Linked DNA regions of Homo sapiens: region 1 is linked to region 2. Evidence: read pairs that join two places in POLR2A ChIA-PET (ENCODE). Cell type or tissue: PC-3. All regions are shown on one strand. Links, peaks and the distances in the headings refer to the core of each region. The heading gives the core; the rest is flanking DNA. Region 1 overlaps ZMPSTE24 (zinc metallopeptidase STE24). Region 2 overlaps SMAP2 (small ArfGAP2).

Region 1 (11,422 bases), core at 1,859-9,858, 120 kb before region 2:
TTTAGTTAATTTATCTGAGCATTGCTTCTGTTAGGGACATGTCACAAGTAGGAAATCATCCTTCAGAGACAGATGGAAGTAGAAGTGGTTAATTTAGACACTATTCTTTTTTTTTTTTTTTTAAATAGATGAAAGAGAGTTTACTTATGTATTTATATAATGGCCTTGGTCCAAAAAAGACTAAAGGGAGCTCAAAAAAGAATTATAGTAACTTTAAAAAATACATTAAACATATCCAAGATCTTAAATGTATCATTCTCCCCAAAAGCTAGTTGCTTCCAAACTTGACTTAATATTTTGCATGTTTTCCCTCCATTGCTTGGTAAGTGTATTTGCCTCTTCTTTCTGCAGTTGATGTCTGACGGCTGAGTTTTGCTGTTTTGTCAACTGACATTTCCCCTTCTGTTTCACCAGTTCCAGAGAATTGTTGAACAACTTAACAACACTACCTGAAGAAGTAATACTCAAGAGTTCTTGTTCTATACTGATTAATAGCTCCCATATTTTCTTCATCTCTGAAAAGTCTGAATTCTCTGTTTAATAATGACAAGGCAATTAGATGAGGTAGACACTATTCTCTTTCTGATGTTTGCTTCTTGGAAGTCCTTTGACTTTACCCACTACAGGGCCATAGTAAAATAATAGGAAAAGCATTTTCAATCTCCTTGGTTGTCCCTGGTAAATAGTGCCAGGAAAGATAGACAGTAGCTTGGTAATTATGGTTGGTGACCATAGGAATGGCTGTTTGTTCTAGGGGATGACAGAAATAGGGAGAATACATATATAAAGTGAGAGCTTTGTAATGTACTGTGGCTCAAACTAGAAGCAGTACTGATGGGCTAAGGTTGGGAACAGTAATAGTTAATAGTCGTCATGATTTTCACTTCATACATAGTTTTTATATGTATTGTTTGATGTTTACAACAGTGAAGTGGAAAGGATAGGCATTATTATTCCCTTCTTATGAATGAGGAAGCAAAGGCTTGGATAAATTAAAGGGTTTGCATGTTTAATTGCCAAGGGACATGCTAATAAGTAGGATAACTGGGTTTCAAACTCTGTTCTGCTGAGTCTTTAAAATGACATTGAAAAATCCATTCTTGAAACTCTAAAGACTGCAACATGAATGTGCTAAATTTATCTCTGGGGATTTTCTGGCTGCATTTATGCTTGGCAGGAAGAATATTTTGGGTAACTTTGAAACCTTGTTTTGTTTGGAAACAAGTTCATTAATTTCTATTTTGTGTTGATTAGAATTAATAGGTTTGTATGTTTTGGTCACAGAGATCAAGTGAGAAGATTAGCTTCGACTTTTTTTTTTTTTTTTTTTGCCGTAGTACTTTCTACCTGAGGGAACCTAAATAGAGTCATTGTGTGGCCATTTATGGTTGCCACTGTTCACATAAATATGACACTGCACCCAGACAGAAAATTCCAGCCTCTCTGAGACACTTTCTCTAATATCTCACAGATATCAATAAAGGGCCCACTGAAGAAATGGAATGGCTGGGGAGCAGAGTAGGTCAGGGTCGAAAAGTTTAAATTGTTGCTTCTCTAATTTTTGCATGTTTCTATGTGAGCAGTTTCACCTTCTTGAGCCTAAGTTTTCTCATCTTTAAAATGAGAAGTGGGCTGGGTACGGTGGCTCACGCCTGTATTCCCAGCACTTTGAGAGGCCGAGGTGGGGGCGGATTACCTGAGGTCAGAAGTTTGAGACCAGCCTGACCAACATGGCGAAACCCTGTCTCTACTAAAAATACAAAAATTAGCCTGGCGTGTTGGCACATGCCTGTAGTCGCAGCTACTCAGGAGGCTGAGACACAAGAATTGCTTGAACCCGGGAGGTGGAGGCTGCAGTGAGCTGAGATTGCAACACTGCACTCCAGCCTGGGTGACAGAGTGAGACTCCATCTCAAAAATAAATAAAAATAAAATAAGAAGTGTGTGGATGTTAAGCCATACCTTGTATGGTTTGTGGCAAGGACTAAGTGAGTGAGATAGCGTAAATGAAGCTCAATGCGTAGGAATTACTTAGTCATTGGGTTTCTTTGGACAAGTTACTTCAACCTCTCAGTTAAAGTAACCTTTCAGTTAAAGAGTTTCAGTTGCCTCATCTATTAAATAGAGATGATTATACCCTTTTCCCTGCCTGTTTTTCAAGACTGTAGTAGTGAAGCCAGGCATGATGACTCAATCCTGTAATCATAGCACTTCGAGAGGCTCAGGTGGGAGGATCACTTGAGCCCAGGAGTTTGAGACCAGCCTGGGAAACATAGTGATACCCCATCTTTGCAAAAAAATTTTTAAAAAATCAACTGAGTGTGGTGATGTGCACCTGCAGTTCTAGCTACTTGGAGGCTGAGGTGGGAGGGTTGCTGGAGCCCAGGAGATGGAGGCTGCAGTGAGCTGTGATCACACTGCTGTACCCCCGCCTGGTGACAGAGTGAGATCCTGTCTCAAAAAAAAAAAAAAAAAAAAAAAGAATGTAGTGAAATAATATATGTCAAAGCGCTGGAATTATTTTTTCTGGGATCATTAATTTTGCCATAGAACAACCCTGGGAGCATGCTTAGTGAAATTGTCAACATAGAGACATTGTACAGTTCACCATGCTTTGTTTTTCAGTCCCCAAAAGAAACTAAACATGCTTTGTTTTTCAGTCCCCAAAAGGTTTGCAGTATCAGTTTTCAAATGCATTTATAGATCATTCAGAATTCATATTAAAACTACCCTTGATGCTTATTTAAATACTGGACTTTTAATAATAGTTGCTGTGGCCTTTACTAAAAGCATTATAAGTCCTTAATTATACATTATTTATTAGTATTGGGAATTGGCTGAAAGAAATACCATCCCAGGTCAATTAGATCAACAACTACAGCATATGTCAGACAGTGGTACCAAAGCATGTCTTTTGGGAAAACAAGGTTTATGTCTAAGATTGAATTAGTTGTAGTAAAGTGGAAATACCTGGAGGTAGTGTTAGGGGAGCCTTTTGAAAAGCAATTTATTGGGGCTGAGTGCAGTAGCTCATGCCTGTAATCCCAGCACTTTGGGAGGCCACAGTGAGAGGACTGCTTGAGGCCAGCCTGGGCAACATAGTGAGACCCCATCTGTACAAAAAATTAAAATTAGCCAAGTATGGTGGTGCATACAGTCCTGGCTACTTGGGGGGCTGACATGGAAAGATCCTTTGAACCCAGGAGTTCAAAAATTCAGTAAGCTATGATCATAACACTGCTCCCTAGCCTGAGTGACAGAGTGAGACTCTGTCTCTTAAAAAAAGAAAACAATTTATTAAAGCAATGATTTTCAAACTTTAGTGTACATCAGGTTTACCTAGAAACTGCTGGGCCCCACTTCCAGCTTCTGATTTGGTACATCTGGGGTAGGGCCTGAGACTTTGCATTTCTAAGAAATTCCCAGATGCTGTTGCTGCTGTCCAGAGACCATATTTGAGACCCATGATATTAAACCAATCCAATGTACTGGTAACAGTCTAAAAGATGGATAGTTTAAAGTGTGGGTGAGATTGTGGGAAAACAGAAACACTGGAGTACTGCTGATGGGAGTGTAATTTGTTATAAACACTTTAGGAAATATCCTGATAATACCAAATAAAGTTGAAGTCCACCATGGATGGATCTAAGAAAATTTAGAATATAAAAAGCAAATCATAGACTGATAAGTATAATATGATGTCATTTATATACATTCTTTAAAAGCATACATAAATCACTATATTATTTGTAGATACATGTATGAAAATGGGAATTAGATTGGAAGGGTACCCATGAAATATGATAGTACCAAAACCCCTCAAACCATGAGGAACTATGTCTGAACCAGTGGGAATATTGTGCTTCTAGTCAAGGAATGTGATTGATCATTGTGTTCCTAAGCTGCTGTCCTACAGAGAGAAAAAATAAATTGATTCCTCTTGACAAATGAGTTCCACAAAGTTGTATGTGTTTTGGGCGGTAGAATTCTTAAACATGCATTCTTCTCAAATTTTGAGCTGCTTCCTAGCTCCTAATGTCCTGGTTATTTAGTGAATGTCTGTGTTCACTTTATCTGCCCAAGACCAAGACAAAGGGTGGTGCTGAGGAAGAGCCTTCTCCTGTGAAAGCCGGGCCCCTACCTCACCTCTTCCTGACCCAGCAAAGACACAGATAATCCCATTCTGTTCCCCAGTTTAGTAAGTGGACATGACTCTCCACTTCTGTGCTTTGTTCTGATGGAAAAGGACTATTTTCTTTCACAGAAAAGACAATTATGGAGCCATATTAATGTGGTTCAAATTCCATTTCTATCACTCATTAGCTGTTGGATTTCGAACAAGTTTTTTTTTTTTTTTTTTTTTTTTTTGAGACAGGGTCTCATTCTGTCACCCAGGCTGGAGTGCAGGCACGATCATGGCCCACTGCAGCCTCGACATCCCAGGCTCAAGCAATCCTTCTACCTCAGCTCCCCCGAGTAGCTGGGACCACAGAATCATGCCACCATAATTGGCTCATTTTTGTATTTCTTGTAGGGACAGGTTTCACCATGTTGTCCAGGCTGGTCTCGAATTCCTGAGCACAAGCAATCTGCCTGCCTTGGCCTCCCAAAGTGCTGGGATTACAGGCATATGCTACCATACCCAGCTGTTTAACCTTTCTAAGTTTAGTTTGTGATTTTGTTGTGGTCTTTTGACAAAAGGTTTTTTTTTGTTTTGTTTTAGAACAGCTTTATTGAGATAATTCATGTACCATACAATTCATATACCATACAATTCATCCATATATAGTGTACAGACAAAAATGTTATATTAACCACCTAAATTTAGTATCTCAATGGTTAGTACTCATCTAAATGCATAATTTATGCTAAATGTGAAATAGGTCTATTTTTTAAAAAAATATTTTATTTTGTTATTTTATTTTATTTTATTTTATTTTATTTTATTTTATTTTATTTTATTTGAGACAGGGTCTCAGTTTATTGCCTTGCTGGAGTGCAGTGTCACAATCACGGCTCACTGGAGCCTTGACTTCCCAGGCTCAGGCAATCCTGTCACCTCAGTCCCCCAAGTAGCTGGGTCTACAGGTACGCACTATCAGGCCCAGCTAATTTTTAAATTTTTTGTAGAGATGGGGTCTCAACTCACCTTGTTGCCCAGGCTGGTCTTGAATTCCTGGCCTCAAGCGATGCTTCTGTCTCAGTCTCCCAAAGTGCTGGGATTACAGGCATGAGCCACCGTACTGGCCTCTTTTGTTTTTTTAATAGAGATGATTATTTTGTCCTTTCTTTCTTTATACCATGCTTTCTCATATGATAGTTTCTAGTACTGTTCAACTGTGATCAAAGTATGCTTTGTTTTATAGCTTATTCTTCTCTTTGGAGGAATACCTTATCTCTGGAGACTTTCTGGACGGTTCTGTGGTTATGCTGGCTTTGGACCAGAATATGAGGTATGTGATTCATTAGCATGTATTTGTCATGGTATTTCTTTTAGCTTGGCAGGCTTTCCACTAAAGTTAATTTTTTGGCTTCTGCCAATGTTAAGATTTGCCTCTCTGTTTGCATAGTCCTTGGTTACCCATGCTGTATTGGCATAACATTAGTTACAATAACAAATCCCAGAATATCACAGGCTTATTTGCAATGGTTTATTTCTCAATCACGTAATAGTCCAGTGTGAGTATTTTTAGTTATCAGGTGACTTTCTTCCATGTGGTAAGCCAAGAATCCAGGCTCTTTATCTTAGGGATTTGTCTGTATGATTTAAGGTACCTTTCATATAGTGCCTGTGTAATAAAAAAGGAATTGTTTTGTTTCTCATTTACTTCTCTCAAAAGTAAACTTTTTTGAAGGCAGGGATGATATTTCAGACCTTATGTTATCCATAGAATCAAGCATATTGCTTGGGATGTAGTAAGTAAGTGCTCAGCAAATACTTGTTGATTTGTTTGCCAGTAGTTCATAAAAACTGGATTTTTGTTTTTTCTTTTGTTTAGATCACTCAGTCCCTGGTGTTTCTGCTGTTGGCTACACTTTTCAGTGCATTGACTGGTTTGCCATGGAGTCTTTATAATACTTTTGTGATAGAAGAAAAACATGGCTTCAATCAACAGGTATAATAAAGAATACAAATGTTCTCTTTTAAATGTGAAAAACTTCTGTGCTTTTGTCCTGTACTGTTTATAATTTAAACATAATTTACTATTTCAGAGTATGAATTGAGAAAAAAGGGAACTACAGATATGGTAAAGATCATAGCTGAAAGTCTTGGGGGCCGCGGTGGCTCTGGCCAGTTGCCCTGGCACTCGGGGAGGCAAGGCTACATGTTCGAGGCCAACCTGGTCAACACTGATTTTAAAAAAAAAATACTTAAGGCCAGGCCCAGTGGCTCATGCCTGTAATCCCAGCACTTTGGGAGGCTGAGGCGGGTGGATCCCAAGGTCAGGAGATCGAGGCCATCCTGGCTAACACCGTGAAACCCGTCTCTACTGAAAATACAAAAAATTAGCCGGGCTTGGTGGTGGGCGCCTGTAGTCCCAGCTACTCGAGAGGCTGAGGCAGGAGAATGGCGTGAACCCGGGAGGCAGAGCTTGCAGTGAGCTGAGATCTCGCCACTGCACTCCAGCCTGGGTGACAGCAAGACTCCGTCTCAAAAAAAAAAAAAAAAAAAAAAAAGAAAGAAAAAAAGTCTTGACTGGGTACAGTGGCTCACGCCTGTAATCCCAACACTTTGGGAGGCTAAGGCGGGAGGATCACTTGAGTTCAGGAGTTCAAGACCAGCTTGGATAGTATAGTGAGACTTCATCTCTACAAAAAAATTCTAAAAGCCAGTTGTGGTGGCATGCACCTGAAGTCCCAGCTACTTGGGAGGCTAAAGCAGGAGGATTGCTTGAGCCCAGGAGGTTGAGGCTACGGTGAGCCATCATTGTGCCACTGTACTCCAACCTGGGCAACAGAGCCAGACCTGTCTCTTAAAAAAAAAAAAGAAATTTATGTTATAAACTCCTTTAGCACTAATATCTATTGTTTTTCAGCTACTAATCATTTGTTTGTTTGCGACAGGGTCTCGTTCTGTCACCTAGGCTGGAGTGCAGTGGCAGGATCATGGCTCACTGTAGCCACGACCTTCCAGATTCAAGCAATCCTCCCACCTCAGCCTGCCTAGTATCTGGGACTATAGATGAATTATACTACACTGGGTTAATTTTTTTATTATTATTTTTAGTAGTGACAGGGTCTCACTATGTTGCCCAGGCTGGCCTGGAACTACTGGGCTCAAGCAATCCTCCCATCTAGGCCTTCCAAAGTGCTGGAATTACAGTTGTGAGCCACTGCACTCGTCCTCAGTTAATAAGGTTTAAATGAATTTTCAGCTGTAAAATGCAAGACATTTACCCATTGTCTTAAGCTGCCTAATGTCATATAATATAGTTTCACTGCATGTTAATTTTAAAAATTGCTTTAATAATGTATCCTTTGTATTTATTTATCAGTTATTTTAAAAAGCAGAACCAGTTTCTCAGTTTCTTGTGGTAATGTTTTCTTTTTGCAGACTTTGGGGTTCTTCATGAAAGATGCAATCAAGAAATTTGTTGTGACTCAGTGTATTTTGTTGCCTGTGTCTTCACTTCTACTTTACATTATTAAAATTGGGGGTGACTATTTTTTTATTTATGCCTGGCTGTTCACATTAGTTGTGTCTCTGGTGAGTAAAATCTTTATTTCGTTTTCTTTTGCAAAAGTTCCTTGGTGAGATTACTGTAATCTTCATTGGCATGTAAACAGTTCTTAAGAAGCAGCTGAAATATAAATAGGTGCTTATATACATTTCCCCCTTGGTTTCTGCTTTTGATTGTAGACACAGGAGTATTGACTGACCATAAATTTCCTTCTCCTTATGCTAACTCTTCAGGTCATAGAAACTAGTTGTTAGTCACTTTTAATGATTCAGTTGTCAGGCAGTTTTGGGTTGTGCATTTGCGAGTTGCCACCAGAATGACTAAGTGTGATAATTTAATGACTCCTGACTGACCTCCACTGCCTAAAATCATGGTTATTTTGAAGAGAAATGAGATTTAAGAGGGACAAGAGAAAGAAAGCATATACTTAACTGGCTTTCTTCTGCTTCCCTTCCCTTGCCTTTCCCTTCCACGTTAGACACTCTCTCCCTTCTTTGCCCCATCTGCTTCCCCTTCCCCTTCTATCTTTTACCCATTCTTCTTCCTTTCCTTCTCCTGTCTTCCCTTTTCTCCCCAACTGCCACCTATTCCTGCCTCTCTTCTCCTTTCCTTTTCCCTCTCACTCTTTTCCCCCTGATTTTTCCCTCCCTCACATCTCCTATTCCTCTTCTCTTTCCATACTCTCAAGTGCTTCACAACACAAACACTACAACGCAGTCAAAATGGTCTGTTCAGGGCCAGGCACAGTGGCTTATGCCTGTAATCCTGGCACTTTGGGAAGCCAAGGTGGGAGGATTGCTTAAGCCCAAGAGTTTAAGACCAGCCTGGGTAACACAGTGAGACTCTGTCTCTACAAATAATAATTTTTAAAAAACCCAAATGAAAAAACCCAAAGTGGTCTGTTCAGTGCACCCAGAAATTATCATCTATCAGCTCTTCAGCTCCACTGATGAGGTTTATTTTATTTTAGAGATAGGGCCTCCCTGTGTTGCCCAGGCTGGAGTACAGTGGCTATTTCACAGGCATGATCATAGTGCACTACAGCTTTGAGCTCCTGGGCTCAAGCAGTCCTCCTGCCTTGGCCTCCTGAGTAGCTGGGACTACAGGTGTGTGACACCATGCCCAAGCTGAGGTTTATTTTAGTCTGAATTACATAATGCTCATTGTTTCATTTTCCATTGATGGGATCAAGATCAGAAAATGGGCGCTAGTTGGATTTACAGGTATCTATTGTATGGCAAATTAAAGTAAGATGAAAAAGAGCAGAGAAAATGCTCTAAAAATGCTTAAGGAAGTGCTATTTCAACCACATTGTACAATTATGAACTACAGGTAATTAATTTTAGCTGATAAGCCAACCAAGTAACAGCACACAATCAAGTTCTACTAATTCTTTTTTGGGAAAGACTTCAGGTCTATTGTGATTACGCTAAAAGGTAGAACTGCGTGTTATGATTGACTCATGAAGCATCAGAAATCCCCAAGATAGTTTTGAAAGGACTATACTTATTACCACCTAGAGATTTTAATCACTGTTAGTAGCATTATCCTTTAAAATAAAATTCATAAGTTTACTCTGTTATCAGACTACTCATTTCAATTTAATTCATCAGACAGATATTATGCTCTTACTATCTGGTACTATTTGGGCCTGGGAATACCAGAGCAAGTAAGTTCCTTGTTCTCAAGTTTGAGGTCAACATAGTTGTTTTAATATAATTTAATCTGTATAATAAAGAATGTTTTTTCTTTAAGAACATGTTCATATGTTATTCTGACATTTACTTTTCAGGTTCTTGTCACAATCTATGCTGATTATATTGCCCCTTTATTTGACAAATTCACACCTCTGCCTGAGGGAAAGCTTAAAGAAGAAATTGAAGTAATGGCAAAGAGTATTGACTTTCCTTTGACGAAGGTGTATGTTGTGGAAGGTAAGGCTACCTGGGGATAAGAAAGTTTTATCCAAGTGGTTTGTTTTATTTGATACTTTATTCTTAAAATTTTAATAAAAGAATTAATCAGTTTTTGTTTTTTTCTTTTTAAAATTTGTTATTTAAAGGCTAGGAGTTTACCTTTTGGCTTTTTAAGATTTACAGAAATTGATAACATAGGCCAGGGATAGAAACTGGTGGCTTGATACCAAATCCTGCTCTTGTCTGCAGCTATGTTTGTTTGGTTTTACAGTATTGTTTTAAATTTTTGGCCAAGGCTTTTTCACTCTCTGTTATGTTATCTTATATATTAGACTGATTTATTCACTTCTGTTATCTGCCTAGTTCTTTTAGGTAGTTAAGTTGGACTCTTGAATAGTCAAATTCTGTTTAGTATTAGTTTGGAGGCTCTTAAACAAAGCCAGTGTTATTGGCCTTGTCTCCTCCAAGAAAATATCCAGTGTTCTGGAGGACTCACCTGAAGATTGATTACCAAAGACTGCAGTACCACTGAGTACTGCAGATTTGTTATACTCTGCTTTTTTGATGATTACTTTTGAGATTTAAGTGGTCTCTTGACCGTTACTCAAATCTTGACTTCCCATTAACACCCAGTCTATTACTTTCTTTGAGACTTTGGTAGTTGACTATTAAAGTCTCAAAGAAGACTACGGAGATGTAGAGAGAAACTGTTGTAAGGTTCTATGACTTTCAGAATTTATAAAGTCCATATAAATGAATGTAATAGTTCTGTTCCTGCCACTTACCAGTTATAGGATCTTGGACAAGTGACTTCACCCTTCTGGGTTTCAGTTGTATTTCCTCTAAGCTATGGTTTCACAAATGTTTTTTGTAAAGGGCTAGATAGTAAATATTTTAGCTTTGCGGGCCACTTGTTCTCTGTTGCAACTATTCAGTGCTACTATTATAGCGCAAAAGCAGCCATAGACAATACTAAACAAATGAGTGTGGCTGTGTTCCAATAAAACTTTATGAAAATAAATGGCAGATTGGATTTGGCCTGTGAGCTACAGTTTGCTGATCCCTGCTCTAAAATAAAATATTACCAGTGAGAAGCAGCAGTGTTAGATGAAGGAATAGAAGCAGAAACAATCACAGGGTTAGAGGAGAACAGAGATGGTCACAACTGAAAAGAATGAATCAACAGCAACTGGAAGAACATAGAAATTTCAGACATCTGGCTGGGCGCTGTGGCTCACGCCTGTAATCCCAGCACTTTGGGAGGCCAAGGCAGGCGGATCACCTGAGGTCAGGCGTTCGAGACCAGCCTGGCCAACATGGTGAAACCCTGTCTTTACTAAAATACAAAAAATTAGCTGGGCGTGGTGGTGCGTGCCTGTAATCCCAGCTACTTGGGAGGCTGAGGCAGGAGAATCGCTTGAACCTGGAGGTGGAGGTTGTGGTGAGCCAAGATCAAGCCATTGCACTCTAGCCTGGGCAACAAGAGCCAAATTCTGTCTAAAAAAAAAAAAAAAAAAAAAATATATATATATATATATATATATATATATATGTCAGACATTTAGTGGCTCCTGAGGATATACAGCCCAACTAAAGGCACGATTGGAGTAGCTTAAAAGTCTGTGGAGAAATGGTAGAATAAGCCAGTTCATACTTACTTCTTTAGCCTCTGAAATAACTACTCTTTTTTTTTTAGGTAATATTAAACTAGAAATTTAATCATTAATCAGTACAACAGAATAGTCTCTAAGCTGCTTTTACTGAAGGAGCAACCTAAGTTGCTGATCCCTTAAGTTACAATCAGATAACGTGAAATAATAGTTA
Region 2 (11,422 bases), core at 1,220-9,219:
TTTGTGAGAAATTGAGGGCTGTTTGATGGGCAAAGATTTATTTATTTATTTACTGGCTTATCTACAATTGAGACAGGGTCTCACTATGTTTCTCAGGCTAGTTCTAACTCCTGGGCTGAAGCAGTCCTCCCATCTCAGCCTCCCAGAGTGCTGGGATTACAGGTGTGACACACCATACCCGGCAGAGCAAAGAGTTAAGAGTACAAGACATTTGATCATCTTGAGGAGTATTTACTTCAGACTGAAACACCACATGAAATTCTAGAGTCCAACAGAAAGTGTAATAATTTTTTGCTTTTCCCTTCTTCTGCTACATCCTATCTCTGAAATGTTTCACCCCACCCAACCACTGCCTCTGTTCCAACTCCTATATTTTTAAATCTACATTTAAATGTACTTTTTGAAAAAGGTAGCACTTTCATGTAGTTCAAAATCCAAAAGGTCCAAAGGGGAATATGTACGGTATAAAATCATTCTGCTGTCCCTCATCTCTGAGCCACCATTTTCACTCCGTGGAAGTAACAATTGTTGGCAATTTCTTTTCTTTTCTTTTCTTTTTTTTTTTTTTTGAGACAGAGTTTCGCTCTTGTTGCCCAGGCTGGCGTGCGATGGCAAGATCTTGGTTCACTGCAACCTCTCCCTCCTGGGTTCAAGTGATTCTCCTGCCTCAGCCTCTCGAGTAGCTGGGCGCCCACCACCACGCCCAGCTAATATTTGTATTTTTAGTAGAGATGGGGTTTCACCATGTTGGTCAGGCTGGCCTCGAACTCCTGGCCTCGGGTGATCCACCAACCTCAGCCTCCCAAAGTGCTTGGATTACAGGTGTGAGCCACCACACCTAGCCCATTGTCGGCAATTTCTTACGTGACTTTTAAGAGATAATGTATGCATAGACAAACAATTACATTTAAATATATTCCTTTGCAGTGCTTTTATGCAAATGGTAGCATATTACCCACAGCTCTTGACATCTGTATTTTTCAATCAACAGAACATGGAGAGCATACACTTTCCATGCACATTGAGGAGTGCTTTGTTCTTTGAAGGTATTTTCTAAGGCTGTGACCAAGTTATCTTGACTAAGTAGAAAGCTATTCTTAAATGATTTGGAAGACACTGTTGTCTCTCTTTTTTTTTTTTTTTTTTTTTTTTGAGGCGGAGTCTTGCTATGTACAGTGGTGCAGTCTTGGCTCACTGCAAACTCCCCCTCCCGGGTTCAAGTTCTCCTGCCTCAGCCTCCTGAGTAGCAGGGATTACAGGCACCTGACTAATTTTTATATTTTTAGCAGAGAGAAGGTTTCACCATGTTGTCCAGGCTGGTCTGGAACTCCTGACCTCAAGTGATCTGCCCACCTTGGCCTCCCAAAATGCTGGGATTACAGGCATGAGCCACCATGCCCAGCAGACACTGCTCTCTTTGAAGGCATCTTAGAAAGTGTCCTAGGCCCATAGACACATATAAGCCTACTGTTAAGATGGCAGAGAGGCAGAGTAATGGAAGAGTCTGTAGACTTGGTATTGGAACAGCCAGTTAAATTCCTTTACTTTGCTTATTGCAGCTTGGTGACCTGATTCCACATACCACCTAACTTTCTCAGTTTAGTTTTCCTAGTTTGAAAAATGAAAGTGCCTTGTAAACTAATGTGTTACACAAATGTCTGCATTATTTACTTTTACCATTGCTAATCATAAATTTTTTAATCTTGATTTTATTAGTTTTACTTTTGACTTTATTCCCTTTTAAGATAGTCTGGTTACTGGGAGCCACAGTTAGAATGACTCACCCAGTAATTCCCTAGTCTTTAAGCCAAAACCATTTCCTATATATGGAGTTCTGGCATTTTTGCAAATGTGCTTTATGGTACCCTTGAGGATGGTCTCTGGATGTTTCCCGATTTCAAACTTGTATGAAAGATTAGACCAGGGAATTTCTTTGTGTAGAAATTTTCTCATAGTTGTCTTAAGTTTTAACTCATGTACATTAATCTTTAGCTTTGCTTTACATTTGTTTTCTGTTGATAGCCAAGTCATTGCTTGTTAAATATTCCTTAGAAATGAACTTTCCTATCAATTTAAAATTATTTTAGCTGTATCTGTGGCACTTTTTTTTTTTCTCTTTTGAGATGGAGTCTCGCTCTGTTGCCCAGGCTGGAGTGCAGTGGTGTGGTCTTGGCTCACTGCAACCTCCACTTCCCGGGTTCAAGCCATTCTCCTGCCTCAGCCTCCCGAGTGGCTGGGATTAGAGACGCCTGCCACCACACCTGGCTAATATTTTGTATTTTTAGTAGAGAGGGGTTTCATCATGTTGGCCAGGCTGGTCTCGAACTCCTGACCTCAGGTGATCGCCCACCTTAGCCTCCCAAAGTGCTGGGATTATAGGTGTGAGCCGCCGCACCCAGCCTGTGGTACCTTTTAAAAAGTAAAAAATTCAATGGCGTGAAACAACAGAAGGAGTTCTGCTTCCATTTCTAGTTGTTAAACGCCTTTCTCTAGCCAAGATCACATATATTTCTGGTTTTTTATAGCTAGTGCACTATAACTCTGACAGTCATGGTTAGATTGATAGTTTTACTGAAAGTAATTTATCAAAATCCCCATTAGATTGTCTTTTAATGTCAACATATTAAACCTGTTCCCTGAGAGATACTTTCCTATTTGTTCTCCTTGCCCTTTAAATATCATTTGGTGCCAGTGAGATGAAGAATAGAAAATGTATATCTTTTAGGGGAACTTCGCAAGCCTGAGATCCCCCACTACATATAGTCATTCAGAAAATGTTTCTTAAGCACTTACTACCTACTTTTTCTCAGACATTGTACCGGGACATATAGATTAAAAGAAAGAGTCTTTAGTCTCAAGGATTTTACAGTCTAATGGGGAAGCAGATGTGTACAAATATAAATGATGCAATACAGAAATTATTGTGGCATGGTATACAGGGAGAAATGAAAGCATTGAAGAAGGCAAAGAAGTCTTCCTCGGGAAGTCATGGCTTCAAAGAGAAAAGTAGGCTGTGTCTTAAAGGATAAGTATGACTTTGCCAAGCTAATTTAGGGAACTTTGTATTCTAGGAAGAGGGAACAGAATGTGCAAAGCCTCGAAGGTGCACTGTTTTGTGTGTGTGTGTGTGCGTGTGGGGATTCTTTAGTATATTTTGACTGCATGTTGAGGAGTGATGAGGAGTAGAGTTTGACAGGTAGTCAGGATACTGTAAGGTTAAAACCTGAGCTCTGTGGTTGACTTGCTTCGTGGCATTGAGATTTTGAATATGCACTGTGCTTTAGACTTCCTGTTGTGTAAGAAGCCCATAGTATTGTAGGTCCACCTGCTATTCACATGGGGTTATAAATATTGCAGGCATGAAACGCTTCCTGATCGCTGAATAGTAAGAAAGGTCTGAGCATGGTGCCGATTAAATTCTCCATTGAAATGTACCTTTGTGGGTACATTAAATTATTTTAGCATAAGTCTAGTGAAGTGCCAGCAGTAGATACTATGTTATTTCTGGAGCTCTTGATGTTGATTTTTGAGGCTGAACATGCTCTTAGCCTCAAGCAGGTCATATTTGGAATACCTGATGTGTGCTCCTGGTTGCTCAGTGCTTAGGATGCATAAACAGGTAGCTGCAGTCTCATCTCTCAGTATATATACTTTTCAGCAAATCTTTTTTTTCTAGATAAATTGGAAAACTACCTTTTTTCTGCATTTTTCATCTGATGTCATTATGGTATGTAGGTGGCAGCTTTCTTGGGCACAGTTGTCTATATAACTGTTCATCACATGAGTCATTGTCTGTTTCTGTTCTTCTGCCTGAAAATTCCATCTTGGAAATCGTGTCATGCAATCGGTGACTGCGACATTCTACTTGTTATGTACACTGCCACTGGCTTTGTATGTTATGTTGATGGACTCTACCTGTGCTACAGTGAAGGGATAAAGTGACTTATTAAATTGAGTCAGACTCAGTTCCTCCAAATGGTATTTCCTGTAAAAATGATGCCAAGCAAGATTCTGCATAAAACATGCATATGCTTTACACTGTAAGCATACAGTGCCTACCTTTTGTTATTGTGTCTGCTTAAATCCTTACCACAGTTGTACTCCTGTTTGATCAAGTGGCCAGTTTAACTAGATACTAGCTTTGAAGAAGTTCTGTATTGGCCCCTGGAATGTGACAGTTCATACCACATTGAAAAGGTAAGAACCAAGTCTTTGTAGAGTAGAACACCTTAAAGTTAATCCACTTTTACCAAATTCCTCTATTGTTAAAGCAACAGTCCTATATTGGCTAATTTTTAAAATCATAATGTGCCACACTTTACACATCCCTAGAATGTAAGCTAGGGGGCAGGGGCCTATGCCTGTTTTGTTCACTGTAGTGTTCCCAGCACCTAGAACAGTGCTTGGCACAGACCAGGCTCTCAGTAAATATTTGTTTGAATGCATGAATTGATTTTATCATCTGTAAATGTTTTGTTTCATATTAGAAGAGACCTTTTCTAGGTTATCTGAATAATTGTTTTAATTCTTAGGAAAGCTATTAATTTTCTGAAAAATAAGTTTTAAAATATGTTTGGAAGGCCCTATGTCAGTCAAGGACCAGTCAGAGGAACAGAAGCCACTGTTGGTCTTATAAGCAGAGGGAATTTAAAATAGGGAGTAGGTTACAAGGCTGCTAGAAGAGCCAAGAAGCTGAACAGGGGCTGGTGAGGCACCCATTCGATTAGCAATGCCTGGGAACTACTATGCCTGCAAGGAAAATAGTGCACTGGTGTCACCAAGGGCTGGAAGTCCGAGTGGTCTGGTGTGAGCGGAAGCATGGAAAGAGGAGCAGTCTGGTGGCAGCTGGAAGTAGGCCGAGTGAGAGAGCGTATTACCCTGGCTGCTCCCTGCTCCTGCCTCTTATCCTCCTCAGTGCCTCCCATTGATGGAACTTATCCTGAAATCAGTTGGCAAAGGGAGCCTGGGAGATGTAGTTCCCTGTGATCAAGCGGAGCAAGGGAGGGATCCCAGCGCAAACAGGCAAAGACACAAAGGCACTGAATTCTCCAAGATGTAATTTCTTTCCCCTTATAGTATTTGAATTATTTTGGACAAGAGAACGGAAGGGTTTTCCGGCAGATATAACATTGCGTGCTTCTAAAGGATCTTGACTGTTGCTGAAACAATTATTAGTCCCAGGAAGTAATGTAACAACTCAGTCATAGTTTATATACTTAGGGGGTATGACTAGGCAAATTGGCTCCTGTATTGAATATGTATTTGACTGTTGGCTGCTGCCAGGAGCAACTTATCGTTTGGTTACTCAGAAAATAAGTTCCCACCCTGTCAATTCTGGGAAGTCTTAGGTATGGTGTATCCACATTGAGTATATCTACAACTGGACAGCTTGAGTTAGTCACACAGAAGCCATACACAGAAAATGTTGAGGATTGCAGCGTTAAAACATGGTACAGCTCACTCTTTTTTTTTTCTTTCGTTTTTCTGGAGACAGAGTCTTGCTCTGTTGCCCAGGCTGGAGTGCTTTGATGCGATCTCAGCTCACTGCCTCCTCTGGCTCCCGGGTTCAAGTGATTCTCATGCCTCAGCCTTCCAAGTAGCTGGGATTATAGGTGTGTACCTCCATGCCCAGCTAATTATTTGTATTTTTAGTAGACACAGGGTCTCACCACATTGGCCAGGCTGGTCTCAAACTCCTGGCCTCAAGTGAGCTACCTACCCTCCTTGGCCTCCCAAAGTGCTGGGATTGCAGATGTGAGCCACCAAGGCCGGGCCTCAGCTCAGTGTTTTCTTTACAGTTAAGGTAACTGCAGTGTGGCTGTTTTATCTTGTGCTGCATGTTAGTTTAACTAGTCTTATTGATTTGTTTGTTTTACCCCACAACTTCAGATAAGTTTGCACTGGGTGAGGGAGGCAAGATCACTGGGTCTGTTTTCTTCTACCCTGACCTGAAAAAAATATTTTGTCTTGTAAGGAATGTTGCTGCTGCTCCATTTAAGGGCAGAGCTTTCCAAGTTGTGGCTACTTGTTTTCTACGTGATTATAAAAGTGTCTAATGAGTTATATGAGACAAGTTCAGCCCTTTCTAGAAGTGCTTTTTTTGTCAATCAGGTCACCTGCATTTGGGCCCTTGCTATATTAATGGAATTGGTGGAACTAGGCCAGCAGAGTTTTCAGTGCAGTGTGAGTATGTTTGCTTTTAGGCTGTTACTTCCCACAGAGGCCACAGATAAAGGACTCTCGTTGTTTGAGTGAAGTTACCAACTGTAACAATTGCATAGGTTTCCTTGTTTCTTTCTTTTCTCCAAAAAACTCATTTCCTCTTGGCAGGTGTTACTATAATTCACAGGTGTAATGAAAATGTAATTTGGGATTTGAAAAAGCATATCAGACTGCTTCCCAGAGTACCAGTTCTTTTCAGCTGGTCCATTTCAACTTAAGAGGTCCATCTATGCATTTTTGAAGCTTCATATTTAATAAATATAATATTTCACTGCTGTGTTTGACTATTCCGTTTCCCACACTTTCTCCTTCCCTACCCCACTCTTCTGGATCCTGTGTTTCCCCACAGGCTTTGTGAATGCCGGTCCACTGATGGCTGAACTGCAGGTCTCTCCCCAGTGGAAAGCCCCAGAGATGAGCCAGATCTGCCTCAGCTGTGGCCATCCGTCAGCGTAAGGTTGCTCTGGTGGTCGTCTTCAGTTTGTCCAGCTCTTCCCCTTATCCCCCATCCTCCCTCATGTGTGGCTGAAGCTTGCCCTGGAATCCCACCTTTGTAGCATGTCACTCGGTAGTAGTAGAATTTTATTATTGTTGCTTTTTTTCATTTTCAATTAATGTTAAGTGATTCTCTGACAAATTTTGTTGACCATAGCCCTCTTTTCCCCTCAGTTCATAGATTTCCTATAGGAATTCTGGTTTGCTTTTAAATACATATAGAATACAGTTTATTTAAGTTCTGGATTTCATAAGCTTACTTGGAAAATACTTTTTTAAAAAAAACATTTCAGGTCAAAGCTTCCAAAAAGAAATTTCTTAATCTGAAACAATGAGAACTGGGTTCCTCAGGCCTCATGTCATTTCCCCTCACCCACAAATCAAATGTGTAATGCTCTCATTTTATGATGTATTGAAACAGTGAAGCAAATGCGAGAGGGAGAGAGACCTACTCTCAGCTGTAGCTGATAAGTGTGTCCTAGCATGGTGATTTGAGCAAATAGAGCACCTTTTCTTTTCCTTTTCTTCAAATAGCCATGCTGTCTTTTGCAGCAGTTGCTGGTGACGGAATACCATAAATCCCCAGGCCTCTACCACAGAGCTTACATCTTTAGATGTGGGTTTACATGTTAATCCTACAATGTTATTTCACCTCAGTGGTCTGAAGTGCGCACACAGTACATTTTGTTCTTTAACTTCCTCTTTTCTTGTCTAACTGGAAGTCCCCAAATGTGTGGATTTAGAAATGAGTTCTCTAGTGTTTCTAGTTTTGAGTTAAGGAAGTTTTGTCTTGATATTGTTTAGGTGGTTGTTTTTGTTCTGTGCCTTCAAAAATAATTTCTTACAGAATTTTCTGTGTGAACTGGTGACATCATATGCTGTAGTGTAAAGCTTGTAGAGAAGGGGGCATTGGTGTCTTTTTGTTGTTGTTGACACTTTATCACTCCTTATAACTGACACAAACCCTGAGAAGAGAAACAGGAAGGAAACTCCCTGTTCTTACCATGATGCTTTTGTTCAAAATAGCTGAAAACAGCAGAGCTGACGGAAACCAATTTGAGTGTGACAGCTGATTTGAGAAAGAATGAATTAAGAGATTCAGGCTCTTCTGCTATGTTGAAATCATTTTTACTGAAAGATTAGCTGTTTGGAACAGGGATTGACTTTGTCTCTCTGAAAGTAGGCATGAAGAGTTCGGTTAGAGGAACCGTTACAGATGGAGGAGAAACTTGAGGAAAGGTCTTTCCTGTAGTGTGACTACAGTATTAACATTCCCAGATTATATGAAAGAGAAAGGAAGCTTCATTAAATGAAACATTGGAATCAGGAAGACTCCGGCTTGGCTCCCTGAGCATTCTAACTTGTTCTGAGCCTAGTCTCGACAGAAGTAGCCTGACACAAGTGGCTCAGATCAAGGGTCCATATTACGGGCAGAGTAAAAATAGGTCCCAGTTTCATTAGACTTCTCATACATTTAAGGAAAAAAAGATTTGTTGCCATAGGAACAGACCAGTTGTTTTCTGTCTTGTGGGATTTTAGGAGCTGGGGAGATAGGAGGATCCCTGTGCTTATAATCTAAACATCAGTAAATGCTGGTTTTTTTTAAAACAACAACAACTTTATCTTTTATGATTCTGAAACCTATCCACGATAAAAATCATTGGAAAGTATGAAAAATATAATGATGCTGAAGGTATTTTTCATAATTCTTTTTTTTTTTTTTTTTTGGAGACAAGGTCTCTCGCTCCGTCGCCCAAGCTGGAGTACAGTGGCACGATCTCAGCTCACTGCAGCCTCTATCAGGCTTAAGCAGTTCTTCTGTCTCAGCCTTCATAGTAGCTGGGACTACAGGTGCACACCACCACGTCCAGCTAATTTTTGTATTTTTAGTACAGACAGGGTTTTGCCATGTTGCCCAGGCTAGTCTCGAACTCCTGAGCTCACATCATCTGCCTGCCTCGGCCTGCCGGAGTGCCAGGATTACAGGCATCAACCACCATGCCCGGCCTTATTTTTCATAATTCTTATCACCCATTTACTTGAGCTTATACCATAATGATTTTATATCATTCTTTTTTGCTTAACATTTATTATAAGCTTATTTCATGACATTAAAAACGTGTAAATACCTTTATTGTATCCCAGCATTGGAATATGTCATTATTATCTCTTGCCCAATTGTTAATATTTGAATTTTCAATTTTTTAACAATACAAATAAGGAAGTATAAATTTTTGTGTTGTTGTTAGAGTGATGGGTTATTTATGTGTTCAGATTTGAGTAGTCAAGTGGGCCCTCTAATTTAAAAAGTTACCAAGGGGATTCTCTGGGTTGAGCCCACGTAGAGATGGCTTTGCTATGGGCATTATCATTCTGAACTGCTTCATTGCAGTAGATGTCTGCTGAGGCAAGGAATGGGGAATTCGGGAGAACCCTGGTTTCCCCATAAGGGACCTAAGGAACATAAGGGACATAAGGAACAGCTTTATGGGTCATACCACAGCAAGATGGGCCGGCACTTTCACATTGAGAGGTGACAGCGTGCTGGCAGCCCTCACAGCCCTCGCTCGCTCTCGGTGCCTCCTCGGCCTTGGCACCCACTCTGGCCGCACTTGAGGAGCCCTTCAGCCCACTGCTGCACTGTGGGAGCCCCTTCCTGGGCTGGCCGAGGCCGGAGCTGGCTCCCTCGGCTTGCGGGGAGGTGTGGAGGGAGCCAGCTCCGGGAACCGGGGCTGTGTGCCGCACTTGTGGGCCAGCTGGAGTTCCGGGTGGGCATGGGCTTGGCGGGCCCCGCACTTGGAGCAGCCGGCCAGCCCTGCTGGCCCTGGGCAATGAGGGGCTTAGCACCTGGGCCAGCGGCTGCAGAGGGTGTGCTGGGTCCCCCAGCAGTGCCGGCCCACCGGCGCTGCGCTGGATTTCTCACCGGGCCTTAGCTGCCTTCCCACGGGGCAGGGCTCGGGACCTGCAGCCCGCCATGCCTGAGCCTCCCCCCACCTCTGTGGGCTCCTGTGCAGCCTGAGCCTCCCCAACGAGACCGCCCCCTGCTCCACGGCACCCGGTCCCATCAACCACCCAAGGGCTGAGGTGTGTGGGCGCACAGCGCGGGACTGGCGGGCAGCTCCACCTGCAGCCCCAGTGCGAGATCCACTGGATGAAGCCAGCTGGGCTCCTGAGTCTGGTGGGGCCTTGGAGAACCTTTATGTCTAGCTCAGGGATTGTAAATACACCAGTCGGCACTCTGTATCTAGCTCAAGGTTTGTAAACACACCAATCAGCACCCTGTGTCTAGCTCAGGGTTTGTGAATGCACCAATCGACACTCTGTATCTAGCTACTCTGGTGGGGACTTGGAGAACCTTTGTGTGGACACTCTGTATCTAGCTACTCTTGGTGGGGATTTGGAGAACCTTTGTGTCCACACTCTGTATCTAGCTAATCTGGTGGGGATGTGGAGAACCTTTGTGTCTAGCTCAGGGATTGTAAACGCACCAATCAGCACCCTGTCAAAACAGACCGCTCCGCTCTACCAATCAGCAGGATGTGATTGGATGGGGCCAGATAAGAGAATAAAAGCAGGCTGCCCGAGCCAGCAGTGGCAGCCTGTTCGGGTCCTCTTCCACAGTGTGGAAACTTTGTTCTTTTGCTCTTTGCAATAAATCTTACTGCTACTCACTCTTTGGGTCCACACTGCCTTTATGAGCTGCAACACTCACCGCGAAGGTCTGCAGCTTCACTCCTGAAGCCAGCGAGACCACGAACCCACCGGGAGGAACGAACAATTCCAGACGCGCTGCCTTAAGAGCTTTAACACTCACCGCGAGGGTCCACAGCTTCACTCCTGAGCCAGCGAGACCACGAACCCCACCAGAAGGAAGAAACTCCGAACACATCCGAACATCAGAAGGAACAAACTCCGGACACGCCGCCTTTAAGAACTGTAACACTCACTGCGAGGGTCCACGGCTTCATTCTTGAAGTCAGTGAAACCAAGAACCCACCAATTCCGGACACAACATTATATACCTGATGTGCGGAAATACCCTTGCGCCATTGACTAGCATCTTATGTTGTTCATACAGTCCTCATTCACTTAAACTTAGTCCTCTAAGGAGGTGGATTAGAGGTCCTACATTAGTAGAAAGGAGGTAACAGCTACTGCATTATTATTTTTTTTTTGAAGAAGGGCCCTCAGACTGGAGATGAGGACAGGGACTGTGTTTTCATGTCTATCTGCATACTTAATGCACGGTGTCTGGCACATAGTGTCTATGTCCCTATTATGAGCAGCATTATTCTGTTAATGTGTGTTCAGGTCATATGCTTTGTTTTGTTTTTTGATAGTCTTCCTCATACTGTTAGCCCAGATAGCTGAAGATCTGTGACACCAGGAAGCTGAGCAGGTGAATCTCATGGTTGCTTTGTGGTAATTGCTTCTTTGTGCCATTTCATTTCTGTGCTTCTGCCACCTGTGCTGCTTTGGAAGCTGGAGCTAGACATGAAGCGAATCCTCTGCCCTCTCAGTAGGAGGTTTTGGTGTGACACATCATCCTGGGGAAAAATGTAGCATGAAGTGTGAAACAGGAGGCTGAAATAGCAGTCCTTTAGCCCTTTTGTGGGATGGGAGTAAATATTTAGACGTGGTTCTCAGGTGCTGTAGAATTTAATAACCTTGCAGCAGTTTTAGAAACTCCTTGTGCCCACTGGAA

The links. ChIA-PET counts read pairs that join two places held together with the same protein. Peaks named below come from ENCODE experiments on the same cell type or tissue, not always from the same donor. Only the 100,000 strongest peaks of a DNase experiment are listed, where the experiment ranks them.
Region 1: POLR2A ChIA-PET joins it to region 2 with 11 read pairs; 9 of 35 experiments call an interaction of 5 or more read pairs at or near these places.

Annotation. Positions count from the first base shown.
Region 1 is chr1:40,262,420-40,273,841 of GRCh38, forward strand. ZMPSTE24 (zinc metallopeptidase STE24) reads left to right here. Exons shown (of 10, transcript NM_005857.5): 3 at 5,367-5,453; 4 at 6,000-6,116; 5 at 7,556-7,708; 6 at 9,475-9,616. Among named protein-coding and RNA genes, the nearest start is that of ZMPSTE24, 9.9 kb to the left of the region's middle. RefSeq lists an enhancer at 10,171-10,270. In PC-3, for the core only: no CTCF peak of the experiment used is centred there; a DNase peak (open chromatin) is centred at 5,522; H3K27ac peaks cover 1,103 bases.
Region 2 is chr1:40,378,428-40,389,849 of GRCh38, forward strand. The region is part of intron 1 of SMAP2 (small ArfGAP2); the gene reads left to right. Among named protein-coding and RNA genes, the nearest start is that of SMAP2, 10 kb to the left of the region's middle. RefSeq lists an enhancer at 7,318-7,587. In PC-3, for the core only: CTCF peaks have their summits at 4,321 and 4,521; a DNase peak (open chromatin) is centred at 5,264; H3K4me3 peaks cover 3,528 bases; H3K27ac peaks cover 6,145 bases.